Linked DNA regions of Mus musculus: region 2 is linked to region 1. A link is a loop called in an ENCODE intact Hi-C map of the cell type or tissue named here. Cell type or tissue: left cerebral cortex. All regions are shown on one strand. Links, peaks and the distances in the headings refer to the core of each region. The heading gives the core; the rest is flanking DNA. Region 1 overlaps Trim14 (tripartite motif-containing 14). Region 2 overlaps Anks6 (ankyrin repeat and sterile alpha motif domain containing 6).

Region 1 (8,549 bases), core at 214-8,213:
GTCTTGTAAGCCTTTGTTCTTTCTTGGGGCTATGGCCGCTCGGCACTCCTTTGTGGCTTGCTCATAGATTAGCTGTTCTATCAGAGGCGCAGCTTGCTCTGACTCTCCAAAAATACGCTCTGCTGCCTCTGTCATTCTGGCCACAAAATCTGAGAAGGATTCCTGAGGTCCCTGGATTATCTTTGTTAACTGACCAGTGGTTTCACCTGCTCGAGAGAGCGCCTTCCAGGCCCTAATAGCCGTGGAAGAAATCTGGGCATAAGCTCCCCAATGGTAGTTTGTCTGATCAGCAGAATAAGCTCCCTGACCCGTTAACAAGTCAAAAGTCCAATCTCTCTGCTCTGGAGTCAAAGCAGCTGCGTTTGCTCGGGCCTGCGCTTGTGCAGCTTCGTGCCAAAGCGCTCTCCATTCCATATATTTGCCCATACTAGGGAGAGCGGCTTTTACAACCGTTTGCCAGTCGGCAGGAGTTAGTGCCATGCCAGCGAGCCTGTCTAACTGCACCAAGGTAAAATTAGCATTGGTTCCGTATTTACGAACCGACTCGGCAATTTCCTTAATTTGTAAGTATTCTACCGGAGCGTGGACACGCCCACCCTCGGCTCCTTCAAAGACCGGAAATGCCTGTTGTATTTTCCTTTGTTCCTCTCTGGGAATGAATGAGTCTGCGCACTGCCTCTCTGCGCACTGCCTCTCTGCGCATTGTTGACGCACTACGCAGGGCGGGGACTCCGCATAGGGCGGACCTTGAAGCCGACTGCCCTGAGGCCAATCAGCAAACTGGCCTTCGCCAGCCGCTTTTGGCTTTTTTCTTGACCAATTAGCTGGCTGGTAATGGGCTGCTTCTTCCTCCCAGTCTGTTTCCTCAGAGGAGGATTCTTCACCTGCTTCAGAGCTACTAAGAGCTGGCTCCCCGAGCCCATCCAGCGATAAGCACAGGCTCCTTTTCCTAGAGACCTCCGCTAATTGATCTTTCTTCTTTTCCCTTTTTCCTCTTTTTCTTCTAATCTCTCTCCAGGTATTCCTACCTAACCTTAACTTTTCCTCGGGTTCAAGACCCTTGGAAAGGCCTGTATGCTTATTTTGTGTACCATATTTCCTCTTTGTTCCTACTCTCTCTCCCCGCTTTACTTCTGATAGCTTGTCCTGAATTTCCTCTAGAATCCTCCCTATCTTAACCACTTGATAACATGTGAAAAGGAACAAAAGGGCTCCTAACACCAGAAAAAATTCAAGGCCAAACATATTCCACTTTACTTCTGATAGACTGTCTTGAATTTCGTTAGAAAGTTCAAGATCGGACTTACCTCGTAAAGCTGTACTCACTGGTACTCTCGTTCCCCAGCTGAAAAGTTCTGAATTCATACAGTTGAATCCTTCTTAACAGTCTGCTTTACGGGAACCTTTATTACCGCGACCCGCAGTTCTGGTTCTGGAATGAGGGATCTTCCTTGCGCCAGTCCCGAGTTTTTTCTCGTCCCGGAATTCGGCACCAATTGTTATTAGACGCGTTCTCACGACCGGCCAGGAAGAACACCACAGACCAGAATCTTCTGCGGCAAAGCTTTATTTCTTACATCTTCAGGAGCCAGGGTGCAGGAAGCAAGAGAGCAAGAAGCAAGAGAGCAAGAAGCAAGAGCGAGAGAAAACGAAACCCCGTCCCTCTTAAGGAGCATTCTCCTTCGCCTCGGACGTGTCACTCCCTGATTGGCTGCAGCCCATCGGCCGAGTTGACGTCACGGGGAAGGCAGAGCACAAGTAGTCATAAGATACCCTTGGCACATGCGCAGATTATTTGTTTACCACTTAGAACACAGGATGTCAGCGCCATCTTGTAACGGCGAATGTGGGGGCGGCTCCCAACATATGTATGCATCTGCGTGTCTGTATGTGGGTGTGTGCACACGAGTGCAGTGTCTATGGAGGGGGGAGGGGGCGTGTGCTTTCCTGGAGCTGGAGTTACAGGTGGTTGTAAACCACCCAATATGGGTGCTGGGAACTGAGCTCAGACCCTCTGCAAGATCAAGAAACACTTTTAACAGCTAATCCATGGCTCCAGTCCCTCAACCCCACCAACACACACACACACACACACACACACACACACACACACACACACTCATGCACATATTCAATTTCCTGCTGTTGTACCTTCCTCAGGCTCAGCCCAGCTTTCAGGGAAGACTGCTCCTCTCCTCCAGTGCTAAGCTGAGGCTCACCCGGCCGCCATCAGTGAGTGGCTGCATGCACCCCCACACACACCGCACACCCCCTCCAACCCCCTACCCCAGAGTTTGTATTTTCTAAATTTGCATGTGACTCTTGGGAGAGATGTGCAAGGCTCCAGTTTTGCCGCCCTTTGGTGTCTGTCTGTGCTGCCTACATGAACTGCCTCACACCTTGCAATTCCAATTCCTTACAGACATAAACTGCCAGCTTTCAAACTCCTCCAGCACCAAGCCAGGCGCCTTGTTGAAAACCAGCCCCTCGCCAGAGAGAGCTCTCTTCTTGAAATGTGAGACCGGGGAGTGGGAGAGGGAGGTAGGGTGGGAGCAAAGGTGGATGGGGGCCAGGAAATGAGCCCCCCAACTTCCTGTTAAGAGACTGTTTCCAAGTAAGGTTAAGCATTTTTGCTGGGTGTGTGATCCCACACAGGCTTTAGACCCAGTGCTTAGAGGCTCAGGCAGGGAGATCTCAAGTTCTAGTCTACCCTTGGCTATATGGTAGGACCTTGTCTCAAGACCAAAACAAATGACACAGAAAGCTTCTATTATTTATTTGCCTTTGTTTTTGAGACAGAGCCTCCTGTAGCCCATGATAGTCTTAAACTTACTATATAGCCAAGGCTAGACTTGAACTCCTGATCCTCCTGCTTCTCTCTCTCTCTCTCTCTCTCTCTCTCTCTCTCTCTCTCTCTAGTGCAGGGACTGCTGGTGAGTTCAACTATGACCACCTTATTATTACATACAACATGGTATTCTATACACACTGTTTTATAATCTGTTTTCATTTATTGGGAAATTATGAACCATCTCTATTTGTTCCCCTAAAAATTTACAGAAGAAGAGGGTGGGGGCATCTCAGTGATAGAATGCTTGCCTGGTGTGTGTGAGGCATGTCTGGGTTTAATTCCTAGAGTCATAAGCGAGAGAGAGAGAGAGAGAGAGAGAGAGAGAGAGAGAGAGAGAGGAGAAAGGGAAAGGAAAGGAGACATAGAGAGGAAGACAAGGAGAATAATATATGTAGTGCATGCATTTTGTGAAGAAAATCATAAATTAAAAAACCAAAAGAAAAAAGCTATTTTACCCAAAGTTAACTGCGGTCAGTGTTTCCACAGATTTCTCTTTCAGACTTTTAAAAATAGTGTCACCAGGTAGTGGTGGTGCACGCCTTTAATCCCTGCACTCAGGAGGCAGAGGCAGGCGGATCTCTGAGAGTTCTAAGTCAGATTGGTCTACAAAGCAAGTTCCAGGTCACAGAGCTCTGTTACATGGAGAAACCCTGTCTCAAAAAACCAAAAATATGTTTAGTGGTTGGTGATGGCACAAACCTTTAATCCCAGTACTCAGAAGGCAGAGGTAGGCTAATCTCTAAATTCAAGGCCAGTTTGGTCTACACAGTGAGTTTTTGGACAGGTGGGGCTACACAGAAGAACCCTATCTATAAAACAAAACAAAACAAAACAAAACAAAAAAACGAAAACCAAAACAAAAATGAAACAAAATAAAACTGTCAAGGTATTTTAAAGTAGCACCAAGTTATAATCTTTTGTAACTTTATGTAATAGTATAACAACAACACCCCATTTCAATATTGCTATTTTAAAAGCCGCCAGCTAACACATCACAGGAACACTTATTTTTCTCAAGACACACAGCTTTTACAAGTTACCCCCAAAGCTCACAGCAACTCTATTAAAAGTTGCTGGGGTTTTGTTTTGTTTTGTTTTGTTTTTCTTGTTGTTTTAAGACATGGTTTTCCTCTGTAGCCCAAGTGAGCTTCAAACTTACATCAGCAGGGCCCAGCTTGAAACCACCAATACTGTTCCATTTGTTACATTAGTGCATTGAACAAATGAGGGGATAAATATGCCTTATTTGCTGCATATCTTCAGGAGTAACTTTCTCTCTCTCTCTCTCTCTCTCTCTCTCTCTCTCTCTCTCTCTCTCTCAAGTTTTATTTATTTATTATTTATATGAGTACACTGTAGCTGTCTTCAGACAACCCAGAAGAGGGCATCAGATTCCATGACAGATGGTTGTGAGCCACCATGTGGTTGCTGGGAATTGAACTCGGGACCTCTGGAAGAACAGTCGGTGCTCTTAACCACTGAGCCATCTCTCCAGCCCCCAGGAGTAATTTCTCAAAGTGGTATCATTAAGCACACATTTTTTAAAAAAAGAAACATTTGAAAAATAAAATGCTTTTAAAGAGAAGCACACTGAACAAAGGGGAAGTAAACGTTCCTTCATCTCCTTCCCACCAAGAAACTGAAAGTTCTAGACGCCTTCTTTGTGTTCCCGCATTTACTACACGAAAGGATGACAACTGTCTCCGTTTCTAAGTGTTTAGCATAGAAAATCTTCTAACTTCAGAGACTGGAAAGCAAGCCCTGTGGTTTAAGAACTTTTGCTCACAACCCTCTGTAACTCCAGTTGCAGGGAATCTGGCGCCTTCTTCTGGCCCCTGCTGGCACTGCACATTACACTGAGCTGCACGTAAAGCGCGACTCAACGCCCATAAAATAAACACACACACAAACTAGTATCACCACTGAAATATGTTTGATATGATTCAAGCGTGTGTCACGAATATGCCATTAAGTTTTTAAAAGTAGGTTGCCTAAGAGCATGCATAGCATGATACCAAAATTAGGACCAAATATAAGCCTCAAAATTAAGGGATTAAAAGGTCAGAGGACATGCAACCGAGTCCTAATGGTTTAAGAGTTTCCATTTTTCTTTCTCTTTTTTTGACTGGGTCTCTTTATGTATCTCTGCCTGTCTTGCAACGTGCTACTATGTAGACCTCACTAGGCCGGCCTCCAACTCGCAGAACCTCTGCCTCTGTCTCCTGACTGGTGGGATTAAAAATGTGCTCCTCCTTCCTCGGCAGTAAGATTGCTTTTCTTTTTTCTTTTCTTTTCTTTTCTTTTCTTTTCTTTTCTTTTCTTTTCTTTTCTTTTCTTTTCTTTTCTTTTCTTTTCTTTTTATTAGCAATAATTTCCACGATCCAAAGTCAAGCCGCATAGAGCGTGTAAAAAACCTCAGTTTCCCTCTCACCCTGCCCAACAGCTTTTTGATTCCCACCGAACTTTTTGGCTCCGGTAGGAACCAGAGCTTGGAAAGGGAGCGGGGCGGGGCGGGGCGGGGCGGGGCGGGGCGGGGCGGGGCTTCTTTGCCCCCGCCTATCAGACTGCCTTTCCCCGCCCCTCTCCGCGGACGCACGCTCAGGCCGAGGTGGGCGGGCCCCACGTGGCTCCGCCCAGGCTTTCTGACAGCTGTCCTCCCCGCCCCCTCTGCAGACGCCCGTACGCCAACGCTGGACCCGGACACGATGCACGCGCGCCTGCGCCTGTCGCCGGACGGTCTGACAGTCCGCTGCTCGCTGCTGGGTCGCCTGGGGCCGCGTCCCGCGCCGCGGTTCGACGCGCTGCGGCAGGTGCTGGGCCGCGACGGCTTCGCAGCCGGACGCCACTACTGGGAGGTGGACGTGCAGGAGGCCGGTGTGGGCTGGTGGGTGGGCGCGGCGTACCCGTCGCTGCGCCGCCGCGGAGCCTCCGCCGCCGCCCGCCTGGGCTGCAACCGCGAGTCGTGGTGCGTAAAGCGTTACGACCTAGAGTACTGGGCCTTCCATGACGGCCAGCGAAGTCGCCTGCGGCCCCGCCGCGACCCCCACCGGCTCGGCGTCTTCCTGGACTACGAGGCCGGCATTCTGGCCTTCTACGACGTGGCGGGTGGCATGAGCCACTTGCACACCTTCCACGCCGCCTTCCAGGAGCCGCTCTATCCAGCCCTGCGCCTCTGGGAGGGGCCCATCAGCATCCCTAGGTTGCCCTAAGGGAAATCGGGCTTTCTTTTCCTAGGCTTGTCTCCAGTTGTCCCCTGTGCGCCCTGCCCCCCAACGATGCCTTTATAGTGCATATTCCTGAAAGGGGCACCCCGCTGCCTGTGTCTGGGAGACTATCGTGCAGCGCCTAGAACCTCCTGGCACACAGTAGGCACACAGTATCAGTGAATGTCTCCCAGCAGGGGCAAGTAGTTCCCCTACAGTTTCCGTTTGAGCCAGCTGCTCTACAGCCACTTCAGCTTGTCCAGGTCGCCTTGATCCAGAGCACCTGAGAGGGTTCTTGTCTGAGTCTGCATCCTCTTGCTTCTTCATCTTCTACACTAAAACCAGGGTGGGCATCCTGAAACTTAGCTTGGCCTCTTGGGATTAGAGGGAGGCTCTGTAAGAGCTACAAAAACAACACGGGAAGCGCTTTTCCCATGTCAATCTTTTTCAGACATGCTCCGGTCAGAAGCTAGATCACAGTTGCACCTTTGAACCATTGTGCTTCCCACCATAAATAGGAAAACCGGCTCTCTGCCTGTGTCAGTTCTCAGGCATATCTGCCCCCAAGAAATTCCCTCCCAAGCCCCCAAAAACAACAGATTGGGCCTGCAAATCCCTCCACCACACCCCCTCAGAAAACTATTAGGCCTGTAAATCTGGGACCTGTCACTCCAGTTACTTTCTAAGGACATCCGTGTCCTTCCCTCCCAGGCACTTCCTGGGTGATCAGTAGGTAGACTGCTACCCACAGGAGAGAAAACTACTGAGATGGGTTCAAAGGGCAGGACATACCTAACGGGAGATGCTACATCTTCGTCATTCACATGACCAGAGCTTTAACCACACCCTCCACTGCAGGAGGGGCCAGGCCAGGCATCTCTTACTAGGTGCTGTTGAACATAGTCATACACTACACACACTTGACCCTTACAAACTGTTGTACCCCTGGCAGGATTGGTACACGTGAATCAGATAACAGAATCAGTGTTTCAGTCAGGATCCACACTGCCTGCCAGGCTGTGCTGTGGATGTGACAGCTCTTCTCCCTCAGTATTTACCTCAGTTTTCCTTGGGGCAAACCTGCTTCTAGAATGCCTTCATTGGTCCCTGAAATGAGGTTTCATACCCTTCAGGCTGAGGGATGAAATCGTTTGAGGGGATCTTAGCTTCCTGTCAGCTGTGTGGCCCCCATATGTAAAACGTGGGTCAGTGCCAGGTTTAAACAAGCCAAATTGCCTTAAAAACTATAATGTCGAATCAGGCTAGGATTTGTTAGCACCTCCAATAGATTCTTTCTACCTTGTCGCAGTGCTGGACCACAGATGGCCAGCAGCTGGGTGGCAGCCAAGGGAGCTAGCTGCCTTAATATTCTCAGGGGAGTCTCCTTGGCATCCATGCTGTTGACAGTACAAAGCATACGTCTTCACGCTCCTGACTTTGTAGAATTTACCTCAAAGGTACACAATTGATTTTCCCGGTGCTTGGTCTAGAACCAGTGGCCTTGCACAAGCTGAGCAAGGGCTTCAGGCCCAACAGGTGTTTGTAAGAAAAAGGCTTAGTCAAGGCCAGGGAAGTGGAGGACAGAAACCTCTGTGACAAGTTTTCTTTTTCTTACTTTGGTTTTTCGAAACAGGGTTTCTCTGTGTAGCCCTGGCTGTCCTGGAACTCACTTTGTAGACCATGCTGGCCTCGAACTCAGCAATCTGCCTGCCTCTGCCTCCCGAGTGCTGGGATTAAAGGTGTGCACCACCACACCCAGCTCAGACAACAGCTTTCTAATACATGCTTTGTTTAATAAAATAGGAATACTGTTCCTTGTAACTGTGTTCTTCGTTGGAAGTCAAGTGCATAGCATTCGGACTTGGATAAAATCTTGTTCACCTATCATCCCCTCCATAGCTTCCTTGACATTGTCAGCTGATCCTAAGTGAACGCCTCCAGCAATGGGGGGTTCAGAACTCATGGAGAGAACGACGTTCTCCTGAACATTGGTTTTGTGGGGCAGAAGACCCCTAAGTCTCATGGTATATGCACGAGGTTGTCAGGGGATAGCTGGTGGAAGTCAGCTTGGGCTTTCAGGATGGTGAGCGATAGCTGAGGGATGAATTGTGTGCATCTAATCGTCTGCTACCTGCAGAGCCATCTCACTGGCCTTTAAATTATTCTGTGGAAGCAAACCCAACTCCCAGTTGTTTCTAGCTACTACCACTACCACCATCACCACACATACACACAAAGTGAAACATGTTTGTATTCCTCCTTCCGCACCATGGAAGCCTCCTGTAGTCTCTAGCTTCTAGAGAATTCAGGGGTACTCATACCTACAGTGGCATCTCTTCTGCCCATAAATTCCACTTTGTCAGTGACACTGGCCTGTGGTGACCCCATACAGGTGGTGCTAGTGATAGAAGCTTTGGTGTTCTGAGGGACAGCTTGTTCCAGAAAGCAGTTTATGACAGCAAGTGATCTTGACTGTGGGGCCCAGGCTAGATTCT
Region 2 (8,549 bases), core at 331-8,330, 540 kb before region 1:
TTATTGCCTTAATGTGGATCAGGCTGGTTCTAAACTTGAGAGCCTCCTCTACTTCCCCAGTGCTGGGACTTGGGTGTGCACCATCACACCCATCACCTCCTGTTTATCTTGATGGGCAGGATACTTAACCTAACCATGATGGTTAATTAACAGTTTAACAGATTCAAAGGACTTTCTTGTATAAAAGTTGGTGAAAGGACCCTGAAGTCAGCCCAGAGGATGGGGGAGGGGGGAACTGCTTCTGAATCCGGCAAAGACAGCAGCAGGTGTCTCTGCAGAAGTGATTTTCTAAAATAAAAAAAAAAAAATTTATTTTATATATGTGAGTACACTGTCACTGTCTTCAGACACACCAGAAGAGGGCATCGGATCTCATTACAGATGGTTGTGAGCCACCATGTGGGTGCTGGGAATGAAAATCAGGACCTCTGGAAGAGCAGCTAGTGTTCTTAACCACTGAGCCACCTCTCCAGCCCCCGTAGGAATGGTTTTTAAGGAGAAAACAGGGAATCTGTGCTAGGGTGAGTTAGTTGGTGAGTCCTGATTGGACAGATTAGCCAGTATAGCCAAATAATGAGTTTTGATTGCTAGACCTGGGCATTTTCATAGTTGAAACTGGGTATGTTGGTCAGGCACAGGGAAGTAGCCAAATGAGCTAACAGACCTTGGTGGCTAGCTTTTGGAATGTGAGTGATGTAACGGCTTAGCAAGAGAGAGAGAGAGAAGGAAGGAGGGCAAACCCCGCCGGCAGTTGTGTGCGGTGCCTGGGCCTGTTAGAGTCCTTCCGTTGGTAGGGTAAAAAGAGTTGGGGTTTGCGGTCCAAGCACTCCAGCTTTGACACTTTGTAGTTGAGATGCTTTGGGCTGTCTTTTTGTGCTTCAGTTTGCCATGAGCGCTGTTTCCTAATTACCGTTTCATCAGTGAGAGTGTTTTACCTGCACCACTGTCTGTGTGCCATGCGTGCCTGGTGCCCTCAGAAGCAAGAGGAGGGAGGGCATGAGAGCCCTTCGAAGTGGAGTTACAGGCAGTTGTCAGCAGCCAGAGAGGTGCTGGGAACTGAACCTGGAGCCTCTGGAAGAGCGGCCGGTGCTCTCACTGCAGAGCCATCTCTCTGGCCCCAAGAGGTGCCGCTTTGAGAGTATTAGTACGATACTCACCTTACTGTTCTGTGAGCCCAAGGTAGGAGGTACCTCCGTGAGGAGAGGATTAGAACTCACACATGCCTGTTCGCCAGGGCCTGGACACTTTTTAAGTCTCCTCACAGGAGACTCCATTGCACTCTGAGATGGGTTGAGATGCGCTGAGCTGTCTGCTCCCTGGTCCAGGTGGAGGCTCAGGGTCAGAGTCCAGTGTAGGGAGACTTCGTTGAGGGTCAGTTTGTGGGTCCCTTGGTCTCTCTGTCCCTCAAGTCAGGGTGACCTGTGCATGGCCACTCTCCTTTCTTGTGCTCCTCTTAGAATCCTTGGACAGTGCTCCAGATACCCACGGTGCCTGCCTAAGTGGACTTGTGTTTATCATCTTGTTGTGCCTTCCAACATCTGTCCATGAGGCAAGCCGAAGAGACCCTGTGTCAGCACTTGGAGACAATGGCTTCCTATGGTTTAAGTAGAACCGTAGTTCCTATTTGCAAAAATAGATTATTCTTTTCTTCCCCCTCCCCAGTAGTGGGGATGAACTCAGGGCCTGTACTTGGCAGGCAAGCATGCTATCACAGAGTTACCACCTCGGCCCTTAAAGCAGAGGCTCACTGAACTGCCCCGGCTGTCCTTGAACTTACTATGTAGCTCGAGCAGGTCTAATTGCCCTACATCAGCCCTGCCCGCATCATTGGGTCCAGCTAACAGTGGCATTTCTTGAGCACCCACTTTGTATCCAGCACCGTGCTTATTGCTTTAAATGGATTCATTCCTTCAGTCCACCCCAAACCTTCGGAAGTATGTATCATTGTTGACCCCCCTTTAGAGACAAGGAATTGAGGTCCAGAGAAGCTATGTAACTTGTCCACAGCCACAAGGTGAGTTGAGTGACAGAGTCAGATTCACAGACTGATGGATGGCCGGAGAGCTGTGAATCCAGCAACTGACAACTCCCCTCGGGCATTGGTAGTGATTCTGAGCAGGGGACAGCATGGCGAGGTTGTCTAGCCACACCTTGGCCCGTTTACCTTTCACCCACTTCTGTCTTTACCTCACTCATGCCAGGTGCTCTGAGTGGCAGGATCGTGTGCCAGCTCTCAAAGCACAGGTGTTAATTGCTGAAATTAGTTGTCAGCCTCAGCACCTGCTCAGAAGCCCCCAGCAGCCCCGTTTTCAGTAATTACCTATTAGAAAATGAACACACGCAAAATTATCTAGGGCGCCGTTGGATCATTTTATATTTTTCAGCCTAATTGAATGCTCTCCAGGGCTACCTGGGAGTTCAGAAAACATTGCAAAATTCAGTATTTCTGCTCAAATTCAGTCCCTTTGCTTCCCCGGTAGGAACCGGGCAGGCTGGAGGGGCTGCGATTTGAAATTCTTGGGGCCGGTTTGGGTCCTGTCACTTTCAAATTGAGATTAATTGCTCTCTGCTCCACTCTGCTGCCTCCTTATCTGTGAAGTGGGAGGCACTGTGTACATCTCCGGATTTCAAATGAGATAAGAATCTGAAAGTACCTTGTAATCTGCAGCTAGAGATTACACTAGAGTTTGTTTTGTGCTCCCAAAACCGGTGGGAGCTTTTAACTCTACTGCAGTGGCGGTCAAAGCAGCCCCTGGTTGCCTTCTCTCTCTCAGACCTCCCTTCCCTGTCGTCAATGAGTACGTTCATTTATCAGTTCATAGACCGAATGAATATATTGAACCCTAACATGGGCCATCTCCTGTGCTAGTGACCAGGGAAGTCCCCTAACCCTGTCCTTAGTTACAATCAGGTAGGCAAGAAACAGTTTTTGAAAGAGGGCTCAGGTTTAGACAGAGAGAAGCTGCAGACTTGGGGGGTCCTCAGATGGGAGCCCAGGAAACTGCTCAGAGTTGGCGAGATGGGAGCGGGCCCTGAGCAGCACAGAGGCACAGCACCCTGCTTGGCAGGACCCTGTGAGTCACGCTCATGACGGAGTGCCTGGAAGGAGGGTAGGAAGGTGCAGAAAGGGGCTGGGAAATATCAGTGATGTAGGCAGCCCTCCTGGCTGTGGGCAGGTGGGAGGGACCTGGAGGGTTGGGTGGGGGTGGGGGCTCTCTGGAGGACAGACAGCAGGGAAAGGGATGGAGGCGGGAGGGGGCTTGAGTTTGCAGTTTCTGCACGGGAGTGTGTTTCCTCACCCACCTCTCTGCTCGGGAGAAGAGGCCCCCATCCTGCCTTGGGCTGGGGGGCCAGATCACCAGGTTCTCATTTGCACACTGCAGGAGGCAGCCTGGTGTGTCAAGGTTCACAGCCCAGAAGGTATTTTATATTCAGCTGCAGCCTCAGACCAGAGTTCAGCCCTGGCCCTGCCTCCTTCAGGGAAGGAAGCCCTGAGCTTTCGCTGAAGCACAAAATCCACTTCCACAAAGGAGGGCCGAGCGACAACTCAGCCTCCAAGCCTGACCACTGCACTGTAGTCTTCTGACACCCCCTTCCCTGGATTTGTCTTTGTGTCTATCCCCTTAGCCAGGAGGAACCTTCTTTAGCTTGGACACTCTCCGTTCAGAGACCTCACACCTTAAAACATAACTCTGCCCACTGAGAAGCGGCATCTGTCCTCCCCCTGGAGTCAGGGAGTTGGCAGGAGCCTGTCTGTCTTCTCTGGGCCCTGAATACAGCCATAGCTGGAGTTTCTTTGAGAAGGATGGGACTACACCAGGCTCATAGTCACCTGCAGTAAACATTCCTGCCAGCAGGTGGCAGTAGGGCTCCGTGGAGGTGCCAGAGTCCTTTTGCCCAGGGCAGCTGCCACACTGGGATGTGCAGGTGATGGTGGGGGCTGAGGAGGGTAGATATGAATCACCACAAAGGGAACATGAGGGGATCAGCACTGGCAGAGACAGCTTAGCAGGCCATAACTCAGAGTACAGAAAACTCAGATGTGGAGGGCAGAGTGGTATAGGCAGATGGATCTGTCCTCAGTGTGTGTAAATGTGTGCCTGTGTGTGTGTGTGTGTGTGTGTGTATATGTTTTTTTAAATTTTAGATTATTTTCTTTTGTTTTATGTGTATGCTGTTTTGCCTGCATGTCTGTGCACGTATTTGTCTGGTACCCCCTGAGTTTGGAAGACAACTTCAAATACCCTGGAGCTAGAATTGCGGATGGTTGTAAGCCACCAAGTAGGTACTGGGAATCACATCCAGGTCCTCTGCAAGAGCAACAAGTCCTGACTGCTGAGCTGTCTCTGCAGACCCCCACCTTGTTTTCTTGACAGTCTCTCATGGGCCTGGAGCATGGAGAGCAGGCGGGCAGGTTACACCGACCCACTTGTTTTCACGCCTCCACTGCTGGGATTATGTACGCGCACTACTGTGTCCATTTATTTTCTGTGTGTGTACACACATATGCATGTTTGCATGTCTATGGGTACATGTGTGAAGCCTGTGTAAGAAGTTTTCCTTGATGGCGTTCCACACCAGGCTGAGGTCATCCCTTGTGAACAGCCCCTGTGCCTGCAGTAGTTGACATTAGTGAGGGTCATCAGAACTGCTCGATTGTCAGCATTTTCTGTTCAGTGTCAACAACCCCCATCTTCCCGGCAGGTGTGGGCATGTGAGCGTGGCACACCTCCTTTTGGATCATGGAGCCGATGTCAATGCTCAGAATCGGCTGGGTGCCAGTGTGCTCACCGTGGCTTCTCGGGGTGGCCACCTGGGTGTGGTGAAGCTGCTGCTAGAGGCGGGAGCCATTGTGGACCACCACACCCCTTCTGGAGAGTCGCCAGCAACGGGAGGCAGCGGGGATGAACTGCTGGGCATTACAGCCCTGATGGCCGCTGTTCAGCATGGGCACGAGGCCGTGGTACGTCTGCTGATGGAGTGGGGTGCGGACCCTAACCACACAGCCCGGACTGTGGGCTGGAGCCCTCTGATGCTGGCAGCCCTCCTTGGGAAGCTGAATGTGGCGCAGCAGCTGGTGGAGAAGGGAGCCAACCCTGACCACCTCAGTGTACTGGAGAAGACTGCCTTCGAGGTTGCTCTCGACCGCAAGTACAGGGATCTTGCTGAATACCTGGACCCACTGACCACTGTCAGGCCAAAAACAGGTCAGGCCAACCCCCTTCCCCACCACTGGCCCAGTCACTCCCCACTCCCTCCCCCTACCCTCCCACCTCCCACCACTTCCCCCAAAAGTCACCCCCCACCAACACCCTGGTCCCTGCTGTGGCTTTACAGAGATGATTGTTTAGGTTGCACAAGCCAAGGTTTGCCAAACTAAAAATGTGTGCAGAAGGAGTGCACGCAGGCCATGAGCTTTGAGCTACACAGTACCTATGAATGCCGGTTACACACAGGCCTTACACATTTCCCAACATGACCAGGTACTGCTGGGAGTAGGTAGAGCCTGTGAACTTGTACAGTGAGGCCTTTTCTCTCTACCTGACCTTCCTCCCTCAGCTGGCTCTGATGTAAGTGGTCCAAGGATCCCTCTAGAACAGAAGCCGGCAAAGTTTTCTCTGTAAAAGTCCAGGTGATGAAGATTTAGACTTCCTGGGCTATGTAGGTGCTGACCAGTGATTATTGGCCCTTGTTAGAGTGAGAGCAGCTGCATTTAGAATGTAAGTGAGTGAGTGTGGCCTTGTGCTGGGTGCCGAGACAAACTTGGGACAGGTTGGTCCCAAGCCTAGGTTTGTAGCCCCTGTTCTGGAAGGTGCTGGCCACCAGTCCCTGGGGACCAGGTCACTCGTAGTGAGTGTGCAGTGGTTCCCTTCCAAGTCTGGGTTTTCCTGGCAGTCTCGTGTTTGTTTGCTGTTGTTTTTAGGGTTGTTCTTAGAGGAGTAGTCACACAGCATGTTGCATTTTGGAACCTCTGCTCAATAGTGTCACACACAGCCTGGGCACTGAGCAAAGTGGGTGACAAGTGCTGACTCTGCCAGACCTGGCTTGAGCTTCTCTTTGCCCACTCAGGGTGGGCCGTGTGATCACTGTCACGGTGTCGGTGTCGGTGTCAGCTTCCTGGGGATCCTAGTATCAGGTTTCATGAAGTATAGATGCATTTCTCTTGCCAGGCTCTTGTGACAGTTGTACTTTGAAATGTCTGTCCCCGGTGCATAGCTCCCAACAGTGGAAGTTCAGTTTCTCTGCTAGTGTGGGATGCCTGCTATGTTCCAGGCGCCCTTCAAAGCACCTGGCATGTGCCAGCGAACAGTTGAGAGCCAGATCCCTCCCCTTGGTAGGGGAAGGCAGGTTATAAGTAGGAAATAAATGACCATGTGGGAGAGGTTAGTGCCGTGAGTGAGAACAGCAGATGAGAAGAGAGCCAGACTGGCTGTGCCAGGCATTGTGAGATGGCAGGGATGGCCACCCAGGGAAGATAACCACAAGTGGACCTCAGAAGTCCTGCAAGTGCTCTTAACCCCAGGGGACCACCACAGCCGTGAAGGCTGCACGATTGATTGTCATACCGTAGGTCCTTAAGTCATCAGCAGTACAGACACACACTCACTCACACACCGTTCTTCCCTGGAAATGCAGGAAATCCACCCACACAAGATCTTGGCCTCCCTGTGTTCTTTCTTGTCCCAACCAAAGCTGCCCGGTGACTGTGACATTCTTCTGTCTCATGCTGTGCAGAGGCTGGGTCAGGTGTCCTCTCCTTGGGACGTGGTGGAGTCCCTGGACAACACCACTGAAGCCCAGAATAAAGAAAGGCCCAGCCCAGCAGTGCGGGTTATCAGTGCAAATAGCTGTCCTAGCATCAAGAGCCAGGATGGACTGTTAGTGACTCATGGTACCAGGTGGCTGCCTAGCATCCAGCAATAAGATTGGTGACATTCCTGCCCCTCAGAAACCCCGGGCCTCAGCAAACGGAGCTCGTAAGCAATTCGAAGGCACTTACAATTCTACAGATTTTATTTTATGTATATGGGTGTGTTGCCTGGATGAATGTCTGTGTACTGCATGTGGGCCTGGTGCCCCAGGAGGCCAGAAGAGGGCACCAGAGCCCCTGCAATGAGTCACCATGTGAGTACTGGTCATCAAACCTGGGTCCTCTGGGAGAGTGGCCAGTGCTTTTAACTGCTGGACATCTCTCCAGCCCCCAGAGGTGCTTTTTCAGTGACTACGATATGGCTCCATGTGTTGATATTTCACAGGCAAAATTAGCCCTGTTCTTCCGTGTCCCTGGCTGTAGTTGATACTGAGAGTCACGGTATTACTCCATTTTACAGCTTGGCTGGGATGGCTGCTGGAGGCCAGTTAGCACAGTGGTACCTTGATAGGCTTCACATTTCTGAAGCACCTCCTTTCTATGTCACTTGCTGCTCCTTGAGACAACTCCGTGGCACAGATGCTGATGTCAGTGGGGCAGCCAGTGCAGAAACAAACGTGCGTTCTGGCTCACGTGGGGCTCAGGCTCACTGCTCCTCCCAGCCAGCCCAGAGCCATGGGTGTCCCTCATGGAGTTCAGTAAGGCTCAGGAGCCCTGCCTGTGCTGCTCAGCATGCTCACTGGCTTTAGGGAATGCCTGTTTCCTGTTCGTGGATGACTGCTGGGCCTGGTGCGGCGTGGACGTCAGGCCAGAGGCTTGCATTGGTGGACAGGGAGTCGCTGCACCAGGCCAAGGGTCAGAGCCCAGTGTGAACATGTCTGATGGGCAGTTGGCCTGACAATTGTCCACAGACTGGCGGGGCACCGCACTCAAGTGCCTGGGAAGAAAGAAAAGGTGCTTTTCTGGGGTGGGGTGGGGGGCACAGCCATTACTTCCAGAGCTCAGTGATCCAGTGTCACAGGGCTCTCTGACCTTGAACTTAGTTAGTTGTAGTTAGATTTTAGAAGTTTAACAGTTTCTTTTTCAAATTCTTACAGAATGAACATTTTCCAAGACCATACTTTTTTTTTTTATTAACCTAGGTAAATACACCCCACAGTTTGCAGTGTTTTCAAAAGCCTGGGATAACAGCTGCCCAGAAAGGCTGTCACCTAGTCAGTCCCCTGCTCTGAGCTTCTGCCCCATGACTTATAAGGAATTGCCCTTTAGAGCCTGTGCTCTGACCCGATGTGGTTTTAGAGTTCTGTTAAACTTCTCCTCCGTTAATTCTGGAAATCTCTGTTTACCCAGATGAGGAGAAGAGGCGACCAGATATTTTCTATGCCCTGAAGATGGGTAAGTGCTTCAAGGGGTTTTTCTGGATGTTGAAGAGCCCAAGCCCCTCCCTCTAGCCCGATTCCCACACTAATTCACGGGCACAAGGAATCTGATAAAGAAATGCAGTTTTCTTGTTTGCTTTCATTTAGAAGTAATTTCTTAACTTTTGTGATGTTCTAATTCATTCTCACCAGGGAAGGGTGGGCCCTGGAGGCCTCTTATTAGAGTGTTCTACCCACAGACTCTGGAACACTCTAGAACACTTCTAGAACACTCTCCCAGGCCCCTACTGAATCACCAG

What was found. Hi-C counts contacts between places; a loop is a spot of excess contacts. Peaks named below come from ENCODE experiments on the same cell type or tissue, not always from the same donor. Only the 100,000 strongest peaks of a DNase experiment are listed, where the experiment ranks them.
Region 2: a loop joins it to region 1, with 3 times the contacts of the local background. A loop is called at or near these places in 3 of 42 quality-filtered maps.

The regions. Positions count from the first base shown.
Region 1 is chr4:46,504,403-46,512,951 of GRCm38, reverse strand. It overlaps Trim14 (tripartite motif-containing 14), which reads left to right. Exons shown (of 6, transcript NM_029077.4): 5 at 2,423-2,515; 6 at 5,525-7,880. The coding sequence ends at 6,060. Among named protein-coding and RNA genes, the nearest start is that of Gm22247, 14 kb to the right of the region's middle. In left cerebral cortex, for the core only: a CTCF peak has its summit at 4,686 (motif pointing left); DNase peaks (open chromatin) are centred at 4,678, 5,068, 5,510 and 6,285; H3K4me3 peaks cover 1,487 bases; H3K27ac peaks cover 924 bases.
Region 2 is chr4:47,045,727-47,054,275 of GRCm38, reverse strand. Anks6 (ankyrin repeat and sterile alpha motif domain containing 6) reads left to right here. Exons shown (of 16, transcript NM_001356426.1): 2 at 4,705-5,207; 3 at 8,222-8,266. Among named protein-coding and RNA genes, the nearest start is that of Anks6, 7.3 kb to the left of the region's middle. In left cerebral cortex, for the core only: CTCF peaks have their summits at 3,848 (motif pointing right) and 7,079 (motif pointing right); a DNase peak (open chromatin) is centred at 3,860; H3K27ac peaks cover 408 bases.